Linked DNA regions of Homo sapiens: regions 1 and 2 are each linked to region 3. Evidence: chromatin loops called from intact Hi-C (ENCODE). Cell type or tissue: B cell. All regions are shown on one strand.

Region 1 (2,500 bases), 200 kb after region 3:
ACACTTTAAAATAGGGCTTTATGGGGCTGTGGACTCCCAGTACCCCTTCTCCCCCACCCACCCCCATTGTAGACATGATCATCCTGCATCACCTATCTGCCCAGTGTTTCCAGCTAGCAAGAAATGCCAAGTGGGGACATCTGGAAAAAGGAATATTAGCTTTGGATTCCAAGAGATGGCAAAATGAAGATGTCACTAATAGTCAGTGAAAAGCTGGCTCATTCTTCCTCTCTTTATTCACTTCCCCTGGGCTCCATTTTCTGCCTCAGCACCTGCGCCGCCTCATGCTCGGTAGCAGGAATTTGCTTTTCAGCACCACGGACAGCGATTGGCTGGCAGCCGGGGAGGCGAGGAAGCCAGAACGTGGGACATTCATGCAACCAAACAAATATTTACTGAGCACATCCTGGGGGCAGGCATACTGAAGAATACAGAGATTTATGTGGTCTTGACCTTTAAATCACTTAATCTCTTCGAGTCATCAATATTCCTAAACTGATACAGCTGGGGCAAGGCCCCGAGCCTCCTGATACTTGGAAAGTGTGGAGAATCAAAGGGAAAATGTTTCCCTTCTCAACAGTTGTTAAATTTATGCTGTGTATTTGCATATGTTATCTAATACTCTCATTAGACTGTCACCCTAAAAACAAACAAAAAAGCAGAAAACAGGTACTGCAATGTTGTATTCACCATTATACCGCAAGTACCCAGCACGGTGCCTGGCCCATAGTAGACACTCAATAGGTTTTTAATAAATGTGTGGATGAATGAATCCTCACAAAATCCTATTTTACCCATTTTTATTTTACCCCTATTTCATAGATGAGAAAACTGGGTCTCTGAGAACTCCCTTCTCGTGACAGCTATTAAGCGGCAGAGCTTAGGTTTGAATCCAGGACCTCCTAATTTCATGCTGTGCTGTCAAGCAGAGCCACTTAACTATGCGCTGGGCACTCTCGGAGCCTAGAAAAGGTGCCAGCTTGGGAGAGGCTGATTCTAACAATAGCACTGACTCACTATTCAACCTTGAGGGAATCATGTTTTTCTTTCTGGCCTCAACTTTGCCATATGTAAAATGGAAAAGGAGATTGTGTGGCTAATGGGTCCCCTCCCCACCCCACAAATGGCTTATAAGGGGCTCCCCGGAAGGCTTGGATCATGCGTTTGTTGCAGCTGGACCACGCGACCAGCAGGGGGCGCTATAAAATGAATTAAAACATCCTTCCCTTGCCTCCGCAGGGCGTCAAATGAGAAGCGTATTGATATCCCAGCAGACCTCAATATCCTTTTTCATCTTCCCGCTATAACCAGAATATGTGCGCAAGCAGTGCAGGAGCTCTTCTTTTTAGAGTGCAAAAAATGAACTTCAACCCCTCTCGAGAAGTGAGTAAAGAGGCAGCCCTAGGACACAGAGACAGTGCAGTGAGGCTGCCGTGACTTATCGCCCAGGAACCCACTGATTGAGTAACTTTGGACAAAGCCTCGAGCAAAGATAACTGTTTAAGTGGCTGCGGCAGCGGAAAAATCAGTTTGGCTGATTGATGTCCTGGGTTTCTTGTTAGTGGGTGGCTTCCAGCCATGGCTCTGCCTCAGCTCCCAGAATTACTCCAATAAGTGATTTGCTCATCCCTAACTCTTCTGAGGGGGTGGGGAGAGGGAGCTGAATCAGCCTTCTCACAACCCTGACTGGGATTTAATAGGGGACTAGTGGGCATTGGTGCACTGGGGGCAATGTGGGGAGAGGAGCAGATTTGTCAGGCTTGGCAAAAATATCTGGCTCCTGCCTGTGGGTGTGGAGGGGAAAATAAAGTCAGAAAAGAAGCGATTGCAGAGTGAATGTCTTTCAATTATTTGAAAAGAATGCAAATCAAATGTGTCACGAAGGCTGTTTCTGTAATCAAATCCTAGTCATTGAAATCTAGATTGACCAAAGTGGGTCTCCAGATTGAAGAGCAGTAACGGGGGAGCTTGGGAGATTTTTGTCAGGGAGCCCTACTCAGTGTAGGAGTCACCCGGGATCATCAGAAGGGAGCAGGCTCTGCAATTAACCAGACCTTGATTCAATCGTGGCTCTACTATTGACTGTCTGCAAGGCCTGGATCTAGTTGCTTAATCTTTCTGAAACTCAGCTTCTTCATTTGTAAGATGGGAGAATACTAATAATATATCTACTCTTTCAGCTCTCTATTCTTGCATATTAAACCACATTAACACTTCGTGGGATAACAAAGCAATCATTCGATTATGCTCACAGAGTCTTAGATCAGAAATTTAGACAGGATATAACAGGTATGGCTGTGTCTGCTGCATGATGTCTGGGGTCTCAGACTGGAAAACTCAAATAGGTGGGGGTTGGAATAACCTGAGACTTTTTCACATGGTCCCAGGCAGTGTTGCCTCAAAGGCTGGGTTCAGCTACAATGCCTTACCTTGGCCTCTCCAGCAGGATTCTAAAAGCTAGTGTTCCAGTGAACAGGCAGAAGTTGCATGACCTTTTATG
Region 2 (2,500 bases), 69 kb after region 3:
ACTTGCTGTGTTTCTGACACTACACTAGATACTGGAGACACAGTATAGAAGACAGACAAGCACCCGTCTCCCAGGGAACTTATGGTCTAGAGAGAGAAGATAGGGCAGGGCCTTGGGGGTCACTCTAAGGACTTTCGCTTTTCCTCTGCACACAATGCGGAGCCACAGGATATTCTGGTGCTTCAACAACAGAAGTTTATTGTCTCACAATTCTGGGGGCTAGAAGTCCAAGATCAAGGTGTTGGCAGGGCTGGTTTCTTCTGAGGCCTCTCTCCTCGGCTTGTAGATGGCTGTTTCTTTCTGTGTCTTTACCTGGTCTTCCCTCTGTGTGTGTCTGCATCCTAATCTCCTCTTCTTATAAAGTTGTCCTTATAAAGGACACCAGTCATACTGAATTAAGATCCACCCTCAATGACCTCATGTAATTAATTACCTTTTTAAAGACCCAATCTCCAAATACAGTCACATGCTAAGGTGTTGGGGGTTGGGGCTTCAACATATGAATTTGGTGCGGGTGGGAGAAGACATAATTCAACTTATATGGCATCTAAAACATTCTGCCTAGGGCTGTCAGGTGTAAGTAAGCTGTGCTTCTCTCTCCACTGCCACCAGAGCCTGGGGCTGCGGTCAGTGGCTTGGGCTGGGCCTTTAGAGCCTGAATAAATCGGTCATCAGATATGAGCTGCCCAGGGAGGGGACATGACCTCAGGCAAGACTGCTCTCCTTAACTGGGCAATCTCCAACAGGGACTTTGCTGCACCACCAATAGCTGGGCAGTAAGTCCTTCTTTCCTGAGGAGAGCTGGGCACCCACCCTGCCCCTTTACTCGCTACATGACCATGGGTAAGCTCCTTGCTTTCTCTGAGCCTCAACTTCCAAAACTGGAAAAAAAATAAAATGACTTGCAGAGGGATGATGATGAGATGGGGTCATTGCTGGTATTTTTATTTAGGCAACAATTTATTTTATTGAGCACCTAGTATGTGCCAGGCATTGTTCTAGGCTCTGGGGATATAGCAGTGAATAACATGGACAAAATCTCAGTTAAAGCTGACGTCATTACAGGGACTGCCAGGCACTAAACAAATAAGCAAGTAAAATACATAGCATGTCAGATGCTGATAAGTGCTGTGAAAAAGTAGCAATTAAACCAAGAAAGGGGAAGCGAGAGTGTGAGAGGCAGGGGTGCGGAAAGGGGGATGTCACAATTTTAAATAAGATGGTCAGGGAAGGCCTGTCTATGAAAAGATTTGGCAAGGTAAGGGGGCCCTCTAGATATCTCCGAGCAGAGCTTTGCAGGCAGAAGGGCCGTGAGCATCCCTGACGTGGTTCCTGAATGCACGGCCTGAGCTCAGTGAGCAAAGGGGACCTAGACTGGACATGAGGTCAGAGGAGTGGCCGGGGTCAGCCAGGGCAGGGCCTGGCAGGCCACTGTCAGAACTTCGGCTTTTCCTCCACATGCAACGTGGAGCCACAGGAGTCTTCTGAGTGCAGGAGGGGGCGTGACCTCACTTTGATTTTACTAACACAGGGTAACCCAGGTGACAAGCTGAGATTGCAGCCGGCTCCCCTGCTCCCACCTTCCAGCCCCGCTGGGCCCCACCTAGTAAGCCCTGCCCAAGCCGCCACCCCCTCTCCACACACACACACACACGCGCTCCATCAGTCCCACGCCTGCTTGTCCGTCAAGTCTCAGTCTAGCCCTCACCTCCTCCTTTGGGAAGCCAGCCCAGAGCCCCTGACCTGCCTCATCCCTCCCTCCCCAGAGAACCAGGAGGCAGTTAGGGGACAGGCCTTGGCAATCAAGCGCCAGATTCAAATCCTCCCTACTTAGAATCTCTGAACCTCAGTTTTCTTCATCTGTAAAATGGAGATAATAATAACAGACCATTAAAAACCCACCCTCAGGTAGTAAGTGAAATCCGAAGGTTCAATTGTATAAACTACACCACAGTACCATCACAGGGTCAATGAACAGCAGCATTATCAGCTGCTCTGTGTTGTCCTGAGAGCAAAGACATAAAGCTCACACCGCCCACCACTACCTGAGAAAGGTCCAATGGTCACAGGGCTTGTTTCCTAACCTCCCCCCAACCCCAGTCAACCCAAGACCACCCACACTTGAGAACAGGGGCTGGACCAAGGCTGGCTGCTCATCACCACCCAAGCTATGTTCACCACGTGACCACAGGGCTGTGGCATGGAGTGATGAGACATCCTTGGGTGTGTGCCTGGCACATTGCATGAGTGTCACCTGCTGCTGCTGCTGCACCCATCACGCCATGTAGGAGGATCTCCTTCCTCTTACGCTGCCTCCAGCCTATGAGAGGATGTAGGTAATGACTATGCTCACAAATATCACAAATGCTCGGTATACAGCAGGGGCTCAATAAATGCTTGTTAGAGGCAACCAGAGCACAGCCAGATGTGTGCGTGTGTATGTGCTGACTGTACCATTTTCCAGATGTGTGTCCCACAGCCCATCACTTTGCCTCTCTGA
Region 3 (2,500 bases):
ATCAGTCTTCTGTTGATGAGCCTTGAGGCTTGAGGTAACGTCTGTCAGGTAATGGCAAAGGTAATGTTTATATCCAAAGGTAATGTTATCACCATAATGCTAACTATAACATTATAAATATATTTTTAAATGGCCACAATACCTCAGGGCCCTTGCATCATACTCTGCCGTGTGACTTTGCTGCTCCTCCCTGGGAGAAGTGATTTCTATTTCCCCACCTCTTGAATCTGGGCTGGCTTGTGACATGTTTGCACCAACAGAATGTAATGGATGTAAATTCACACCAGTTATACAGTCTCAGGAGGCACTGCATGTTATCAGATGTTGACGGACACATAGCCTGAACACCCCTCTAACCCTAGCTGATAGCCAGTCAACTACCAGACATGTGATTTAGACCATCCTAAATAAACCAGCCCCAGCTGACCCACCCTTTCTGATCCCAGACACAAGGAGCAAATGCAAAGTTAGCTGAGCTTGGCCCAGATCAGCAGTGCTACCCAGCTGACCCACATGAGCAATACCAAAAGCTTTCTATTTAAAGCCACTGAATTTCGGAGTGGTTTGTTATACCGCAATAGCTATGTGCCTCACTGGCACCTAGGCATAACAATGCATGTAGGTGCTTATTTGTTGTAACACACTGTGATTACAGAAGATTAGAAGCAGCCTCAAGGCTCATCAATAGAACACTGATCAAATAATTACAGGAGAGCCAAACAATGGAATATTATGCAGCTGTTCAAAAGAACGAGGCAGCCCTATGTGAATCAACATGGAACAAACTCCATGATGCATTTTTAAGCGAAGCAGCAAGAGGCAGAAGAGTATACAGAGCAAGCTACTATTGATCCTGTAAAATACTTGCATTTGCATGGACTGTCTCCGGGTGGGTACACAGAAACATGTAACAATGGCTGTCTCTAGGAAGGGGAACTGGGTGCCTGGGGAACAAGAGTGGAAGCGAGACTTCCTTTTCACGCTATCCTCTTTTTTATCTTTTGAATCGTGTAAATGTGTTATCCATTCAAAAATAAATAAAACCAGAATGTAAAAACTCCTATGCCTTTCAAATGCAGAGAGCCTTATTATTCTCTTTCCAAGACTCCCAAGATCCACCGGGACCAAAAAACAGCAGTCAGGGAACAATTCCGATTTTCCCTCCTCTCTCCCCCACAGCCCCCACCCGCGCAGAGCGAAGCTGGCTTCTCCGGTAAACCCCTGCTTGTGAGTTGCGCCCAGGCGACACTACCTCGCCTGCCACCGGAGGGCAGCGCGAGGCTTCCTTCCCGGGGAGGAACTGCGGCGAGACGGTGGTCGGCCCTGAATAGCAAGCTGGCTCCTAGATCAAAGGCTCTGGCATTCCGTTTTTGCGTGCATGTTTGTTTGTTTTCTTTCTTTCTTCTTCCTCTTCTTTATTTTTTTAAAGGTCTCGACCCAAGAACCCCATTCCAGGCAGTAGGTTCGCCAGCCATTGCTTGTGCGTCTTCGCGGAGAGAGAGGGGGGAGATGCCCCGGCGCTCCTTACCCGGCTGGATAAGACCCTTTGGGGAACTTGCTGCTTCGCAAGTCTTACTTGTGAGGACCCGGAGGGTTTGCCTTTGACCCCGCCTGTGACCTTAAGAAAACCCCTTTCTACCCTGCGCCTGTCCCACAGCTGGAAGTGATAATTTTAAGAATGAATTAAGCACTCGGTGTGTGACACTGCGGCACTAAGCACTTTCTGGACTGTGTTAGGCCCCATTTTACAGACGGGGAAGCTGAGGCCTCCAGAGGCGGAGTAACCTGCTCATGGTTACAAAGCTGGTCAGCGGCGGGCAGGATTTGAATCCAGGGTTCCCGGTTCCTAATCCTCTGCTTTTACCACTTAATTTATCCTGCCTCCAAGGGCTGCTGGGAAAAAGGCGGATTTCAAAGGAGAAGCAGCTAAGGAAAAGCTCTGGAAAGGGCCAACGGAGCGGATATTCCCGGAGCCCCTCTGCGAGCCACGCGCCCCTCTGGGAAGCCCGCTTCCCCCTGCAGACAGGCGCTGTGACACGCTTGCGCCCCGGTCGAACAGGCGAAGAGGCCGAGGCCCAGAGCGGCGCAGGGCGAGCCTGGAGGCTGCGCCCCAGACCTGGACCAGCCACGGACGCCGCTCCCGCCGCTCCCTCCGCTCCGCTGCGCTCCGCACGCTGGCGCCGGCTCCCCGAGGCCCCGGGCGCCCCGGCCGCACGCCTGGGTAAAAGGTCCCGAGGAGTCCGCAGAAGCGCGCCCACGCCCGAGACGGCCGTTTCCGCCGGCCTGGGAAAGGGGCGGAGAAGGGGGTCGCCCGGGCCGCAGCGTGCCGGTCCCCGCCGGCCGAGCCGTGTTTGGGGCCAGTCCCCGCACCCCGCTTCTTCCCCACCTGGGGAGCGGGGCGCCGCGGTAGGGGCACTGGAGCGCACGATGCACCCCGCCAACGAGTCCTTTCTGCAGACGGGGTTCCTGTTTTCATGCAAATGCCTTTGTTAGCGCACCG

What was found. Hi-C counts contacts between places; a loop is a spot of excess contacts. Peaks named below come from ENCODE experiments on the same cell type or tissue, not always from the same donor. Only the 100,000 strongest peaks of a DNase experiment are listed, where the experiment ranks them.
Region 1: it touches region 3 in a loop (4-fold over the local background); 2 of 110 quality-filtered maps call a loop at or near these places.
Region 2: a loop joins it to region 3, with 10 times the contacts of the local background. A loop is called at or near these places in 24 of 110 quality-filtered maps.

Annotation. Positions count from the first base shown.
Region 1 is chr20:2,005,693-2,008,192 of GRCh38, forward strand. It overlaps PDYN-AS1 (PDYN antisense RNA 1), which reads left to right. Exons shown (of 4, transcript NR_134520.1): 4 at 1,240-1,825. Among named protein-coding and RNA genes, the nearest start is that of PDYN, 13 kb to the left of the region's middle. RefSeq lists a silencer at 231-525. In B cell, CTCF peaks have their summits at 1,148 (motif pointing right) and 1,162 (motif pointing right); DNase peaks (open chromatin) are centred at 319 and 1,199; H3K27me3 peaks cover 1,141 bases.
Region 2 is chr20:1,869,867-1,872,366 of GRCh38, forward strand. LOC124904857 (a long non-coding RNA gene) reads right to left here. Exons shown (of 3, transcript XR_007067496.1): 3 at 925-2,320. Among named protein-coding and RNA genes, the nearest start is that of SIRPA, 24 kb to the right of the region's middle. RefSeq lists an enhancer at 1,002-1,161. In B cell, no CTCF peak of the experiment used is centred here; DNase peaks (open chromatin) are centred at 1,185 and 2,225; H3K27ac peaks cover 696 bases; H3K27me3 peaks cover 304 bases.
Region 3 is chr20:1,801,226-1,803,725 of GRCh38, forward strand. No RefSeq gene overlaps it. Among named protein-coding and RNA genes, the nearest start is that of SIRPA, 93 kb to the right of the region's middle. RefSeq lists a silencer at 2,147-2,396. In B cell, CTCF peaks have their summits at 1,256 (motif pointing right) and 1,264 (motif pointing right); DNase peaks (open chromatin) are centred at 1,286 and 2,486; H3K4me3 peaks cover 1,401 bases; H3K27ac peaks cover 1,336 bases.